2 separate regions of the Mus musculus genome follow, and region 1 is linked to region 2. Evidence: chromatin loops called from intact Hi-C (ENCODE). Cell type or tissue: heart. All regions are shown on one strand. Links, peaks and the distances in the headings refer to the core of each region. The heading gives the core; the rest is flanking DNA. Region 1 holds the start of Fam228b (family with sequence similarity 228, member B). Region 2 overlaps Atad2b (ATPase family, AAA domain containing 2B).

Region 1 (8,339 bases), core at 73-8,072, 200 kb before region 2:
GACTAATGAATGCTGTACATTTAATGTAAGGCTATGCCAGCTTAGCACCACCTTAGGCAAAGCTATACCTAGAAACAAACACGGAGATATAACAGCACAAGGTGGGTGCATTCCATGTCATACTTCCCTGCTTACTTTTTGATTATAAATTTGCCTGTTGATTTGATTTTGAGATTGCTTTTTAAAAAATGAAATGTAAGGATCATGGATAAATTGCATTATGGATTTTTATCTACAAAATTACATGAGATGTAAAACTATTATTAAAATGTGGCTGGATCTTTATAAAATTTAAGAATAGAGTATTGAAATACAAAAACATTTGTCCTTAAAGTCTTCCTACATTGTTTTAAGACAGGATCTTATAATGTAGCCCAGGCTGACTTCAAACGAGTATCAATCCACTCCTTGTCTCCCAAGTCCTGTGCCACCAACCCAGTCCATCCTATGTTCCTTAACTAATTGTCCATGACAACTGACCTGTTGCTTAATAGACTGAAACTTTTTTTTTCTCAAAGGCAGTAGGGACATAAATATAACAAATAAATGAATAAATACATTTATCATTCGTGAAGATCTTGTAATTACCTAGTAAATTTATGTATTTTTGTGTAGATTTAATGGAGTTTTGCTGTTGTTTGATTTTGAGTCAGGGTCCCAAAATATAGCCCTGGCTGGCCTGGAACTCACTGTGTACCCCAGGCTGGCTTCAAATTCACAGAGATCCACCTGCCTCTCCCTCCTGAGTACTGGGATTAAAGAAGGGCACACCCACACCCACTGGACGACAATTCAAACTCAAATGTGTGTCTAATATTTTTGAGGGAACAGGATCTGGCTATGTATTTATAACATGTCCTAAAACTTGCTCAGGAGTCTCAGACTTGTGATCCCCCTGCCGCAACCTCCTAAGTGCAAGGATTACAGGTGTGAACCAATGCCCTTGACTTCACAATTTATTTTATTTATTTTCTTTCCTCCTTTTGCACAGAAAGTTGCTGATTCTGACAAGACTGCTGTCCTCAAGTAAGATTGATAGTGGATTAATATTGTAGCTCTAGACCAAAAAAAATTTATATATGTGTGTGTGTGTATGTATATATATATATATACACCCAACACCTCCTTCTGACCTTCACGAACACCTGTCCACATGCAATGTATAATTTAAAAGACCATGCAGTAACATATGTAGATATATATGTATGTATATATATATGTGAGAGAGAGAAAGAGAGAGAGATCAATCTGAAAATCTGAAGACACTGGAGAATGACCAAAAGGCTTCATCTCCTTTTGCCAAACTAGTTTCAACCAGAGCTAGTGGAGGTAGCTAAACCTCACACACATATGATCCCACTGGTTGAGGAATTAGAAAGCAAAGTTCATGGCAATTATGGAAGGCTTTTTTCCCTAACAGTGGTGGAGATAAACCTGATTCATGCTAAGCAAATGCTCTCCCACTTGAACTGTCTGTGGACAGGGCTTTATGCAGCCCAACTAAAGCCTAAGAAAAGTAAAGTAGTTTCAGCGGCTGCTAACTGACAAAGTTTAGAGCCTGAACTCTGCAAAGTCAATTACCTGGTAAATTCAATATTCTTTATGACATAAAAGAAGCCAGGTCTTGTATAAATAATGTCTATCATTCATAATGTCTAAAATAGAATCTAAAATTACTAGACACAGAGGAAAAGGAAAATGTCACCCATACTTAAGGAAAAAAATCAGCAGAAACTGGGATGGTCCATATCTTGTAACTGAAAGATAAAGACTTCGGGAGTACAGCTTCGTACACAAGCCCTAATTCCAGTTATTCTAGGTACTAGGGAGGCTGCTACAGGAAGACAAAGGATTGAAGACCAGGCTATGCAATACAGTGAGGTCCTATCCAAAGAGAAAAGTGGAGAGGGATATTTTTTTAAAATGCTAACAATGAATAGACAGATTTAGCAAACAAAAAGAAGCAAGAAGGAAAAAAAAAAAGTGGAAAAATCCAGTTCTTAAATTTTACAAAGAAACAAACTTCAGTGAGATTATCAGAAGATTGGAGATGACATAAATATGAATCATAATTATGATTTCAGTAAATGTGAAAGTATAGCATTGGGAATAATTCACTTCAGACCCAGACTTAGCGACATGTGCCTGGAAACCCAGCCCCAAGAAGGCTGAGGCAGGAGGACTAGAATTTGAGGACAGCAGAGACAACACAGAGACCTTGTCCGAGAGACAAAAGTGGGGGTGCCAAGGGAGGGAAGGAAAGAATACCTGAAAGGAGGGCATTTTGGAACCTGTAAGCCAACAGATACAAGAAATCCAATAAACTTCAAGTAGTGGAGAAATTAGAGCCATCATACATTGCTGGGACTTTATAGTGAAATGGCACAGCTGCTGTGGGGAATCTATTTGTTGGTTTCCCAAAAAGTTATGTATAGAGTTATTTGACCCAGTGAGTGGTTAAGACTTCCTGCTCTTCCAGGTGCGAGTTCAGTTTGCAGTACATTCATCAGGCAGCTTAAAACCATCCCAGTTCCACAGAACCCAACACCTCCTTCTGACCTTCACGAACACCTGTCCACATGCAATGTATAATTTAAAAGACCATGCAGTAACAAATGGTACAACATGGATGAACCTTGAAAGCATTATTCCACATGAAAGAAGCCAGTCACAAAGGATCACATATTACATAGGTCTCATTTGTATAAATGTCCAGAATATGCAAATCTACAGAGTTAGAAAGTAGATTACTGTTACCAATAACTAGAGGGCAAAGAAAGAAGACTGCCAATGAATATAGTTGGTTTTTAGGAATGATGAAAAAATTCTGGAATTAAGAGAGTGGTAGAAGTTATATATCCTTGGGAATAGACTAAAAAGGAAACTGAGCCAGGCGGTGGGGCTCAAGCCTTTAATCCCAGCACTCGGGAGGCAGAGGCAGGTGGATTTCTGAGTTCAAGGCCAGCCTGGTCTACAGAGTGAGTTCCAGGACAGCCAGGGTTACACAGAGAAACCCTGTCTCGAAAAAACAAAAACAAAAAAAGCATACATAGGAGCCAGGCACTCGGGAGGCAGAGGCAGGCAGATCTCTGATTTTTCAGACCAGCCTGGTCTACAAAGCGAGTTCCAGGACAGCCAGGGTTATACAGCAAAATCCTGTCTCAAACAAACAAACAAAACCCTGTCTCAAACAAACAAGAAACAAACCAAAAAAGAATACATAAGTTTTCACTGCATAAAATTTTTTTAAAATAAGCAAAACCATAATGACAGAATGGTTACAGGAAATGAGGGAAGTGTGAGGGGGTACTCCAAAAGAACTTGATGAGAAAACTGGGAGCAGTCAATGTATTTGTTATCTTGATGTGTAAAACTGGCTTCAGGAACATACACACGTTAAAATTTATCGTTATGCATTTCAAGTGTATTTATTTTACACCAATTATACCTTAATAAAACTCTTTAGGAAGAAAAATACAACATATCCAGGTTTAAATAGGGGTTTTTGGTTGGTTGGTTGGTTTTTCGAGACAGGGTTTCCCTGTGTAACCCTGGCTGTCCTGGAACTCACTCTCTAGACCAGGCTGGCCTTGAACTCAGAAATCCACCTGCCTCTGCCTCCCGAGTGCTGGGATTAAAGGCGTGTGCCACCACGCCCGGCTTTAAGTAGGTTTTTATCAGCTTTGTTATATTGTTAAAATTTATAATCAATGGTATATGATTCTACTTTAAGCTCTTAAAGAGCAAAGTAAGTAAGTAACAAAGTTAGTAGAGTTAATGGGGATAGATAGGTTCTATCCAATAGAGTAAAATAGAAAGAAAAATAAAACTTATGCACAAGGCACATCTCTAAGCAAGGACCTCAACAGTCATACAACTGTACCTCCATAAAAGAAAGCGACTGTGGTTCCAACCATTCTTTGGAGCTCTTGAGCTTGGGGAGTGTGCCCGTCACCATATCATCTTGGCTCCTATTTTTCATTGTGGTCATCAAGTAACACAGTCCCTAGAAAAGCTAAAATAGCATTTATTTTGTAATTAAAATTCACAGTAATTTTCTCCGCGGTTTAATAATCAACACTCATGACCTTGGGCACTTAGGGAACGAGTCTTGGAAAACTGCCCGTCCATGTGTCCCTTCCAATTGGCTTGAAACAGGGCTCTCTTGAAGCCCTCCTGGCTAGGAATCTAGTTCCCAGCAGTTTTCTAGGTTTGATATGACATGAATGCTGATGAGTTGCCGCTTTCAAGCTACTGACAAATGAACTTAGAGAAAGAAGGGAATTTGGGACCTTCAAGCTCCAAGAGATCCAAAGCCCTCCCCGGGGCCTGCATGTGAGGGAGAAGAAGACTTGTGGGTCTGCGCCCATGATGAATCTAGGGTACCAGGCCCGCTCACCCGGGAGTACCGGGCCCCCGATTCGCGATTCGCCGGCTCCGACACAGACCGCGTGCGCGGGCCGTCCTGCCGCGCAGGCTTCCACAGGTCCTTCAGCCCCCTCTGGCGGTGGGCCTGCCCTTCGGCTCTCCGCACCACAGTGAGCCCGCGGCCTCAGCCCGAGACCTTGGATTCGGAACGCGCGGGCGTTCGGACCTCTGTCTCCTGGGACGCGGCGCCACCCCTACGCGCCCCTCGGCCAGCGGGAAGACGAGAACGCGCGCGCACCTCGCCGAACAGCACGGAGCAGTGCAGCCCTCTGGCCTGGGAGCGAGGCGAGTCGAAAAGGAGGCAGTGGAACTGTCTCGCGCTAACAGGCAGCTATCGCAGCCAATCAGCTTTTCAGATCCGTGCTACGCCCGCCCCTAGCGGAGCCTCGTCTCCTCTTGTAGCCCCTACTCTGTGTTTAGTTCCCGGCCTCCAGGACTCAGGATTCAGTTAGGCTACCGGCCTCCCATCAATTAGTCCTCCGAAGGCAGCGGCGGGAGAGAGTCGTTCGCCTTACTAGGAACCTGCGGCAAAAGAGTGTTTGTGGCGGTTGACCCTTTGAGGGCCGTCCAAGATGGCAGCACATGAGCAGTAAATGTAGCTCTAAAGAGCCTCCAAGGTGGTCTTAGAGCTCAGGTTTGTTGACCGGTGTCTTGTCTACAGCGTTGATGCTGGCCAAGGAGGAGGAATGAAAAGAGTATCTTTTTTAAATCGGTGGTGCACCTTGAGTGGTTTTGAGATTTTGTGGATAACTGGTTGCTTTTTTTTGTTTTTACTTTATTTTACTTTTATTTATTTGTTTGTTCATTTTTGCGGAGCTGAGAATTGAATGGAGGACTTATTCGCAGATCTTTATTTTTCTAAGACAGGGTCTCTTTGGCCTTGAACTTGTGACCTTCCTGCCCTTAGAGTACCCAAAATAATAGGCATAGACCTTTGTTTTTAAATCTCAGGTAAATCATTAAATAGATAAAAATATTGAGGCTCTGATTTTTTTTTCAAACTCACCTTCATAAACCATTCTGTGAATTCTGATTTTTCTATAATAGTTTTTCTTCCCCTCTGAGTACTGGTGAACCCTGGATGATGGACCACTATTTTCACTCGTCCACCGTTTTAGAGGACACACACTGATAATAAGCTGGAACGTACACAAGAAGCACTTGTATTGTCCCTCGTGGAGTCTTCAGCTGCAGGTTCTGGTTCAGAGCCGAAGAAGCATGAGTCACTTGCAGAACTTACTGTTAGATACCCTGCTGGGGACGAAACACGTGGACAGCGCAGCCCTCATCAAACTCCAGGAAAAGACCCTGTGTGTGACATCACCAGGATTTAGTGTAAGGGTGAAAGCTTCTTAAAAATATTTTTTAGGTTAGCATATAGAGTGTTGGATTTTATATGTTATCTTCATGTATGTGTTGTAAGCTATGTAACATCCGAACATGTTTCAACAATGTCAGAATTTATTGAGTAATGATAAATTCACAAAGTACGATAGTTTCTGTGGCAACAATTTCATACATATGCCTGCTTTCTTTGGTAACCTCACGGGTAAGCACAGATTCTTATTCTGCTATCTTAATTACTAATATCAACTCATGGATTACACACACACACACACACACACAGTGTTACAGATTGGCAATAAAGTGTTATGAGGCCACAGCAGAGATCAAGAATTTTCAGAAGTTCTGAAAAGCAGGGCAGTTGGTAGAAATATCATTAGATATTTGATATTTGTTGATAAATTAACAGTACCAGAGCTTCGGGAAAGAGTCTGGAGAAGCTGTAGTGATGACTTAAGGCTCCTTCAGATCTCAAGTTTGAAACTGAAGCCGCAGAGTTGAAACCAACTCCAGGAATAAAGGAACCAAGATGGGTCCAGACAGATTGGTAGACTGATAGATGGGGCAAGTCCAGGGCAGTAGGAACTAATACCATCTCAGTGCTAGGTGTTTGCTTCTTTAGGGAGCCAGGTAAGGAAGACACACCCATTCTTTGCTCTGTTGTATATGGTAGTTTCTTGGGCCTGTTTTTTCTGATACGATTTTAATATGTCCATATGCCTCTGCTATTTCAGCATTCTCTCTACTCCCAGAAATAAGTCATTTTTTCAGTCTGGGTTGAGTGGGTGGTTCTTGATAGACCTACTGTTCCTGTGTCCATCCAGGTATGAAGTCATCCTCCATCTTCAAAATAGAGTCTCTCGGGGCAAGACACACTGAAAAACCACTGTTTTACAAAATATAGAGTAACTTAGAGCAAAGCACATCCTGATCCTATATGACACTATACCTTGTTTTCATTCATCCCCAAGGGCCTTCTATCCACCCTCTCCAGCTTCAGCTGGTTCTCTTCCTCCCTTAATTCTTCTGTTTTCTTATCATGTGTATTCCATTATCCTGTTTCCCACATTCCTTAAGAGATCCTCCTCCTCTCTTATAAGTTTGTCTCACACACACACACACACAGATACATAACTGTAAAGACGTGTTTGATGTGTATGGGTGTGTTTTGTCTGCATGTATGTTCATGCACCATGTGTATGCAGTGCCTGCAGAGGGCAAAAGAGGGTTTCAGGTCTCTAGAACTAGACAGTTGGTACCTACAATGTGGATGGGCACTGGGAACTGAACCTGGGTTCTCTGCAAGAGCAACAAGTGGTCTTACATGCTGAATCATCTCTCCAGCCTCATCCACATCATTTTAAATCTAGGTTTCATTTATAAAATAAAATGTGTAGGGGCGGCTCTGTGGTGATTGTCCATCTGAGTCTGGTTTGTTAATCCTTAACACAATGATTTTTTTTCTACAAATGTCATGATTTTTTTTTCTTTTTTTCCCCTGAGACAGGGTATCATTATGTAGGCCAGACTGGCCTCAAACTCACAGAGATCTGCCTGCCTCTACTTCCCAAGTGCTAGGATTAAAGGCATGTTCCACTATTTCCAGCCATTTCAATTTCTTTATGGCTATATAAAATTGTATTGTGTATGTGTAGTAAATTTCTTTATCCACAGTGACAGGCATGGTGGGTTCCATTTCCGGCAATTGTGGAAAACTACAACAACAAACCCCTACATGTGCCCATCTCTGCTGACAGGATGATTTCGTTGATTCAAACTCCTTCCGTGATGTGTGCTACGGCTAGGTCATGTGGTAGTTCTATTCCGTGATGTGTGCTACGGCTAGGTCATGTGGTAGTTCTATTCCGTGATGTGTGCTACGGCTAGGTCATGTGGTAGTTCTATTCCGTGATGTGTGCTACGGCTAGGTCATGTGGTAGTTCTAGGTGCAGCTTTGGGAACGTCTATGCTGATTTCCACAGTGGCTGCACAAGTTTGCACCCACGGCGTCAGTGGATTGAGTTCCTCCTCTCTCTCCTCATGCCTTTGCCAGCTCTTGTTGTCATTTGTCTTCTTCTTTATTTTCCATTTTTAAAGAAGGTTCATGTAGCTGAGGCTAGCCTGCAACTTACTAGGTATCCAAAGATAACCTTGAACCTCCTGCCTCTACCTCCCAAGTGCTAGGACTGTGTCCATGGAGCACCAAGCCTGGTTTCTGCAGTGCTGAGGACTAACCCCAGAGCGTCAGCGTGCTAAGCAAATACTCTACCTAATGAGCTACATCCCTGCCCCCATTTGTTTTCGTTCTCTTAATACTTATTCTGACTGGTATATGACAGATTCTCAAAGCAGGGGGGTTTGTCATTTTTATTTTTCATATCAATATTTTCAGTGTGTGTGTGTGTGTGTGTGTGTGTGTGTGTGTGTGTGATTGTGTGTGTCACATGCATGCCTGGTGCCTTCAGAATTCAGAAGACTTGTATCCCCTAGAACTGTAAGCCAACATAGAGGTGCTGGGAACTGAATCTAGATCCTTCCTGTGAGCACCAAGTATTCTTAACCACCGA
Region 2 (8,339 bases), core at 98-8,097:
ATGTAGGAACGTAACATTTAGTTTTAGCTTCTTGTCACACATTAGTGATTCACTATTTAATGTCACTAATGAAGCTTCTTTTTACCTCTTAGAACATGAATTGTCTAAACTCATGAAACAGAGATAAAAGTTGTAGGGTTTTTGTTTCTGTTTTTAAGTTTTCTTTTTATGTATATATGTGAGCACACTGTCACTGTCTTCAGACACACCTGAAGAGGGCATCAGATTCCATTACATGGTTGTGAGCCACCGTGTGGTTGCTGGGAATTGAACTCAGGACCTCTGGAAGAGCAGCCAGTGCTCTTGACTGCTGAACCATCTCTCCAGCCCCCAAAATCTTAGGTTTTATAACAAACAGGTTGATGTGAATGCCAAGGTGTTTAAAATTCTTTTAAAACAGAGAACAGCTTAGTGTGGGGTTACAGTCAGAATTTGTTACAGCAAACCCATGAGAAGTTGGTGCTGTCTTACGCCGCTGTACTCTTCTTCTTAGGCCAGAAAGCACATCTTGCAGATCCACACCAGGGACTGGAACCCAAAACTGTCTGATGCATTTTTAGGAGAATTGGCAGAAAAATGTGTTGGTGAGTGCTCCTATTTGAACTCTTCGCCTGTCTCTGCTTGTCCTACTCCGTGTGCCTTTCCCTTTATGTTGAAATGTGAATGAGTACAGTTGTATGTCTTTAACTGTGTGATAGACGGCTCTGAATTCATATTTAAAAGTTATACAATCGTTTCACTTAAAGTTTCATGGATTGAATTCTCATCATGTGAGGTGTTTGGTGAACAAAGCTTAGAAGTCACATGGGTTTCATTGAATGCTGAACATCCTTCATATTACTACAGTCTCCTCTTAGGAATTATCCCTTCTCAGAAATGTTACTAAGAAAGACAAGCATAAGAGAAAAGGCCCATGTGGATGAGCACTGTGGCCTCCCATGCGTCCTGGATAGAGCTGTCGGGCTCAGCTCTGTTCCTGCAGTCTAGAGAGAGCTGGGTGGGAGGGGCCAGCAAAGAAAATCCTTACTGCTATTTGCCTCAAATATAAAACTTTTCAACTTAATTTAAATACATCACAGTAGAAAAATGTCACCCACAGAATAAATAACCATTGATGTTCTAAGAGGATGAGAGCACTGATAACCACAGGAGATGGAATTCGAGGCTTTCTCTCTTCTAATTAGGTCTGAAATAGGAGGTTAGTAGTAACTGAATGTACACAAAGGAAAGTTCCCTCATTCTTCCTTCTTCCTGGCAAGAGAGCATGCACTAAACCCATTTCATGGTTTTTTTTCCCCATACTCTGCAAAATATAAAAAACAAATAAAAAACTACCTATCTCCATGAATATTTTAAGCATTATGAAGAAATCCCTCAAATAAATCCATTAATGATATCTACTTGGGAAAACTTCAAAGTTACCAAAACCAAAAACATCAACTTAGTTAAAAAAAATTTCATTGTGATCCACTATCAAATAATTAAAACTTAAATAGAACATTAGTCCATTCAGTTAGCTACATCCGAATTATCCTCTTCATCCACAGGGACTTCCATCTCCGAAGCAGCATCCCTCAGCTTTTGAACCACAAAGACCTCGACATCTTCTGGTGAGGAGAAAACGTAAATCTCTCCAGCACTACCCCAATTTAAGCTTTGCCTGGTATAAGAGAGCATGCGCCAGACCCATTTCATGTACATTGGCTTGATCTTTGCAAAGCCTTGTGCTGCTTTATGGGAGAGGGTGGTACTTGGTTAAAACGAAACAAAACAAAACAGAACCCAGTCTTTCCTTTTTGATCCCTCTCCCCTTTATTTATCATATTATGGTATTAGAGTTCAGATCAGACTGGGAGCTTTTGTAGATTTTTCTGTGAATCTGTCACAGGATGAGCCTTAGTTGAAGTTCATAGTTGTCTTCAAGAAGTGAGAAATCCCTAGCTATTCTAAAATAACTTTCTATTACCCTGCCTTTCATCTGAAATGTTACACACTGAAGTTTAATTCTTTATCTTAATATTTGAGTTTCAGTTTTCATATGTGTTTCAAAAGGTCAGTCAGTATTCTGCACTTTTCCAAGTGACTTACTTTAGCATGCAGTTGGTCTTTAAAAGACATTTACAATGTAATTTCTTACTGGACTGAAACTTCTCTTGCTTTTCCTCTTTTTGTGGGGTGGCAGTATGTATGAGATATGTTTATATACCATTGGCTTTTTGGAGAGTTAAATAAAATTCCAGTGAAATTAAATGGTTGTGTGTTCAGTTATGGCATTGATTTCATTTAAGAAACCAGTTCATGTTAAGAATGGTCAAATGCAGATCTTCAAGTAGGAATAGAACTACTGTCCTATTAGAACTACTATTTTAAATTTATTTTGAATATTACTATATACCTCAAATATGTTTTAACATGTATGGTTTCAGTTCAGTGGGATTTATGCCTAACAAAGATTATGCAGTCTTGGTGAATATCTGCAAGGATAGTTGGCCTTTTATAGGCTATGGACTTTGACTTGAGATACCTTGGAGGCTTTTGCATGCATATCAGGTATTCTTTTTAAGTAATAAAGAAATTTCATAAAAAGCTGGTGTCAACATTTATACAAAAAATAGCTTACAATTAATAAAACGGATTATCTAATGTTTTCTGTTTATTTTCAGTGAGAGGCTTAAAACAACGAAAACATGTCTATGAAATATCTGTATTTGGGGCTTTCATTTTGTTTGTAATTTTTCTAAAGAAATCCTCATAAAAATATTGATCCTTTTTTCTAACCTAACCCTTTATAGTTATATTTTCAATCTTTACAAAAATTATAACCTAGCCGGGCGGGGGTGGTGCATGCCTTTAATCCCAGCACTCGGGAGGCAGAGGCAGGCGGATTTCTGAGTTCGAGGCCAGCCTGGTCTACAGAGTGAGTTCCAGGACAGCCAGGGCTACACAGAGAAACCCTGTCTGGAAAAACCAACCAACCAACCAACCAACCAACCAACCAACAAACAAACAAACAAAATTATAACCTAATAGTAACATGAAAGAACCATGTTTCTTCAGTCTGTTGGTGTCCAGTAGAGCATTGTTTAGGAATGGTGAATGTGGGTTTTGAAAAAGGATGCTTTAAAAACAAGAACGTAAACGTTTAACTTTTAAGGTTGTTTCTTCTGTCAGCATCCTCTGTTTCCTAAACTAGAACACTGTGAGAGTACAAGGTGTGCTATCACTTAGAGCAGGACAAGAGCCCCTGAGGGAGGGCCAGTGTTCACCCAGAGCATTGCCGTTCTGGTGTACTGTGTTCAGTGTTTGAATCCAGTGAAGCATATAGAAGCAAGTGAATGGTTCTCAACTTTTTTGTGCATCAGAGGAATTTCTAAATTTTTCTCAAAATACATACTTAAAATTTTAAACTCTCAGAGAGTGACTCACTGTTGTGGAGCCTGGGAGTTTGCATTCATTCTGATGAGTTTTTAAAATTGAGAACCATAGATACAGGCCAGTTAATTTCGCACAAGCAGATAAAGACAATATTGTCTGCTTTTTTTTTTTTGTCTAGTAATTGTGATTACCCACTGAAAATTTTCTTTAGAAAATGGATTCTGATATTGTTAATAAAGTCAATCTTGTGGACTCAATTAGGAAAGAATGAATAGCGTATTGCCATTGTATATAATTAACATGTTACTATGGCAAATATACTGCCTTATGTTCCTGGAGGATTTATGAGTACTTCTATAGTTGCTGTTGTATCTCACCAGCCTCTGAGCTTTTCTTGTTAACTTGAGCAGCTGTTGTAAAGAGGACCACTGCGTGTCCATTCACTGTGCAGATATTTACCGGGAATATAAGTATGGTTCTTATTTGATGATGGTAGTTTATTTTTATCTTACAAAATTCATGTTCTTGTGATTATTTTCTACTTTATAATGTTATACAAGTGTTCTGTACTCATTTTGTTGAAGTAATATAAAAACTGTATGTCAAAGAAAAATGTACTTAAAAATTTATTAATGGAGAAGTATAAAATAGAAGACTAATGATAAACATAGTTATTCTGAAGAATTATTTGGGAGTTAGATTGTTATAATATTTCTTTAATCTGTTTATAGTTTTTAAGGCAAATTCTCAGATTATAAACTCACGAGTCATTTTTTCCTTTTGTAATCATTTTTATTTTGGTATTTATAAGTATCATAAAGTCAACATGAAGTATAAAGAGGAAGACAACTCAATAGTGATCCCTAAGTTTAGGGCATAATGTTCTATAACTTGTTCAAGTGGCTCCCCCTGCTGGTGCAACTGATAAGGGTGCCCAAGTGAAGTTTAATTTAGTTGCTGATAGTAAAAGACAGTCTTTGGCTAATCTGAAGGTTTTGGTTTGTTTTTCCCTTTTGTGACATGAGTTTCTAGTAGATCATTTTTGTAAATGTATGTTTTGCAGAAGTAAGTAGGTAAGTAATGAGAGTCAGTGTGGGAAACAATAGTCTAATTACAACATTAAGTTACAGTGCTTTTCAACTTGTTAATGACTATTGTGCTATGCTCAGGTCTGATGGTAAATTATAAGTTTTTGAAGATTCTCCTTATATATAATACCTTTGTATCACTTTTTCATATGTATTTAGGAAGTTAGTAATATTAGAAAAAATAAGCCAGGAGAGGTGACACACACCTGTAGTCATAGGTACTCAGCACGCCAGGGCAGGAGGCCTGGGCAATTTAGTGAGATTTGGTCTCAAAATAAAATCAAAGAAAGATGAAGAATGTTGCATAGTGGTATAGTGTGAGGATAAAGTCTAGATTAAGATTAGTTATGAAAGATTGAAATGTAGCAGTAATTCTTTGAAAACTTGCCCTGAAGAAAGCTGTGCATCGCAGTCAGTGGTTTTTGACACACAATACAGGACTTTTTGTGTTAATGTTATTAGCTTATGTTTTTGATAATTTAAAATACTTAGAACATTTTTAGTCAGTTTTGTTAGGTGATTTTAAAGGATTCATTTCAATTTTGCCAATGATTACTGATTATTTTAGATAGAAATGTATGTATTATGAAACCAGAGTGATCTTCGGAAGAATTAATTTTGTTCCTTTTCTCGTTTTGTGCATTAGGCTACTGTGGAGCTGACATCAAGGCCCTGTGTACAGAAGCCGCCCTGACTGCCCTGCGGAGGCGCTACCCTCAGATCTATGCCAGCAGCCACAAGCTGCAGCTGGATGTCACCTCAATAGTGCTCAGCGCCCACGACTTCTACCATGCCATGCAGAACATCGTGCCTGCTTCCCAACGTGCTGTGATGTCTTCAGGACAGGCGCTGTCCCCCATTATAAGGCCATTGCTAGAAAGAAGTTTCAACAACATCTTAGCAGTCCTGCAAAAAATATTTCCTCATGCAGAAACTAGCCAGAGTGACAAGAAAGAAGGTACTGTAAACTACTTTTTTGTATTGTGAAAATAAGAAAAACATTTCTTCATAAGATTAATTAGAACTTTATTTCACTCATCACTGAATATTTCAGAACTCACATGTTGTCTGTAAATGGTGTTGCCTGGTGAATGTTTATTCACTCTTAATATGGAGGATGTTAGAAAGTAGACTATAGTAATAATTGCTTATTTATTATAAAGTGCCTAATTTATCATTCATGAATCCATATCAAAGTTCTATGAGTTTTGAGGAGATTGAGCACTTTGGTTATGCGAGGTCACTCAGTAAGATTGGAGGCCGACTCAAGCCCAGGGAGCTTGCCTGCCCCGGCCGTGCTTTGTTCGGACGCTTCTGTACAGTCAGCTCATTTTGATGATGTTGACAGAGCACTCTTCATTTGTGCCGATGAAAATGAAAATGAGCTGTAGGTAAGGGAGTAACGTCCAGCCTAATTGTCCATAGTTATAGATTTCATTAAGCCCGGGCCTGTAATTTGGACCTGAGATGAAATCAGAACATTATCCTAAAAATCACATTTTCATGAGGAAAAAAAAATTCTGCTGGAGATATAAGTTAGTGAGAGGCATGCTTGTCTACCTTGCCTGAGGTCCTGATTCAGCTCTCAGTTCTGTGTCAGCTGGACATGATGGTGCACGCCTGTACCACTGGAGAGGCGGAAGATGCAAGATCAGAAGTTTCACGTCATCTTTTGAGGGCTAGGTCAGCAGGACAACAGGAAACCTTGTTTCATCTCCCCCAACCCCCCCAAAAAGTTTAGGTTTATGTTGAAATCAAGTAAGACCCATGAAATTTGAAGGTGAAGTAGTGAGGGTTTTATTTTTTTGTTGGTTTAACACAGGGTTTCACTGTGTATTCCTAGCTGGCCTGGGCATTTTGCCTGCTTCTCTCTCTACCTGGGATTAAAGCCACGTGCCTGGCATGAGATAGTGTGTTTTGATTATTTTAAATTTATCTTAATACTCTCTTTACTTAGTGTGTAGCTTATAACAAATAGAAAATTGTTCAGAGAATTATAGCAACATTAAAATTCATTGATGTTGTCTAATGAATATCAAATGAGTATATTCAGTGAATCATGAATATTATTCAATTTGACTGTCATTATAAATATATTTTTTCAAAGACTAATTTTCTTTAAAGGAAAACTTTACATAGAACTCTTTGTTCCTTAAGGTTTTTTTGACAGGTAGGGTGTGGACAACTATTCCTGAGCATATCTATGAATCAGGCTCTGTGCTGTGATTTGTGTGTGTTTTTATCTGTGATAGGTACGTTCTTTGTCTTTCTTTTCTGAGACAGTTTCACTCTGGAAATCATTATATAGCACTGGTTGATAGTTAAACTTATAACAATCCTCCTGTCTTACTCTCCTGAGTACACTATTACAGATAGGAGTCATCACCCTAGCTTATCTATGATTTTTATAACTGGGAACACACATATAAATATCTTTATCTAAAACTTTCAATAAAAAACAAAAAACAAAATGATTTGCTTCTTTAGACAATGCAGGGACTCCCCAGGCAGACCAACGGAGTCAACTGCTGGACCCTCGGGGTCCAGAGACTGAACCACCAACCAAAGAACATACAAGGGCTGGACCTAGGCCCTCCATCCATGTGATGCAGACACTCAGCTTACTTTTTGTGTGGGTCCCCCAGCAACTGGAGCAGGGGCTGTCCCTGACTGCTGCCTGCCTGTGGATCCTGCTCCTCTAACTGGGCTGTCTTGGCTGGCCTCAGTGGGAGAGGATGGGCTTAGTTCTGCAGTGACTTGATGTGCTAGGGTGGTTGGTATCCAGGGGGGACCTCCCTCTTTTCAGATATGAAGAAGATGGCACAGTGGGGAGGGCCCATGGAAGGGGTACTGTGATCAGAATGTAAAATGAAGAATTACCTATTGTGAGAGATTTTTGATATTCTTTTTCTTCATTTGAGAGTTTCCATTTTATGGCATTGTTCTCTTCATATACTTTTATTTTTGTAATTGCAAAGTATACTTTACTTCAGGCAACAAAACTAAGTTGCATGTATTAGTGGGATAACAACTACATTTTATTCAAGTTGTAAATTCTTGTCTTTCATTACTTTATATGTATTTTCCAGTTTGTTTTATTCGTTAATATTTTTTCCATAGACCTGTATTCTTTCCTTGTTTGTGACATTATCACCTAAGAGATTTTCTGTTATTTCTCAAATAAATATTTACTAAGTATTTAGCTTTTAAAGGCCACTGTAACTCTTCTTACTTGTATCATTCTGTGCCTCCTCATTTTCTTCTGTTTGATTTTTGTGTGTTTGTTGGCCATGTGTATGTCCTGTGTGTGGGTGCACATGCGTCTAGGTGAGTGTACTTTGTGAACATGGAGCTGATGTCAGCAACTATCCTTCCTTGTATGTCGCCTGTTTCCCTGACTGAGTAGCCAGCTTGCTCTGTGAGTTTTGTTTCTGCTTTTCAAGACTGAGATTGTAGGAGGGCTGCCATGCTTACATGGTGTCTCTGTGGGTTCTGGAGATCTGCACTCATGGTAAGCACTTTAACCACGGAGCCATCCCCCTAGCCCTGTGCCTTATCTTTATACAGCATCCTATTCTTCTGTTTTAGAAATATATGATATAGTTCTTCCCTTTCTCCCTCCTTCCCTCCTTCCCTCCTTCTCTCTTTTCTTCTTCTTTTCCCTCACCTTACCTAGTCTCCTCCTCCCTGCCTCCCTTCCCTTCCCCTTCCTTCTTTGGAACCTTGAATAGGGTCTTACTGTGTCCCAGTCTTCTGAGTAGCTGACCTCACAGGCGTGTTGCACTGTGTGTGACCAGAGTTGATTTCTATCAATATCAGTTCTTCATCTGCTACACATATTACACTGAATTGGCATTTTAATAGACATGTATGTGA

Evidence for each region. A loop is a pair of places that touch in the nucleus more often than their neighbours do. Peaks named below come from ENCODE experiments on the same cell type or tissue, not always from the same donor. Only the 100,000 strongest peaks of a DNase experiment are listed, where the experiment ranks them.
Region 1: a loop joins it to region 2, with 3 times the contacts of the local background. A loop is called at or near these places in 2 of 42 quality-filtered maps.

The regions. Positions count from the first base shown.
Region 1 is chr12:4,764,507-4,772,845 of GRCm38, forward strand. Fam228b (family with sequence similarity 228, member B) reads right to left here and starts at 4,728. Exons shown (of 7, transcript NM_175431.5): 1 at 4,400-4,728; 2 at 3,884-4,015. The coding sequence starts at 3,991. It overlaps Pfn4 (profilin family, member 4), which reads left to right and starts at 4,789. Exons shown (of 4, transcript NM_028376.4): 1 at 4,789-5,763. The coding sequence starts at 5,647. In heart, for the core only: CTCF peaks have their summits at 4,520 and 4,724; a DNase peak (open chromatin) is centred at 4,765; H3K4me3 peaks cover 1,294 bases; H3K27ac peaks cover 1,225 bases.
Region 2 is chr12:4,968,859-4,977,197 of GRCm38, forward strand. Atad2b (ATPase family, AAA domain containing 2B) reads left to right here. Exons shown (of 28, transcript NM_001362349.1): 15 at 494-584; 16 at 5,110-5,421. Among named protein-coding and RNA genes, the nearest start is that of Atad2b, 56 kb to the left of the region's middle. In heart, for the core only: CTCF peaks have their summits at 4,296 (motif pointing left) and 4,496; no DNase peak of the experiment used is centred there.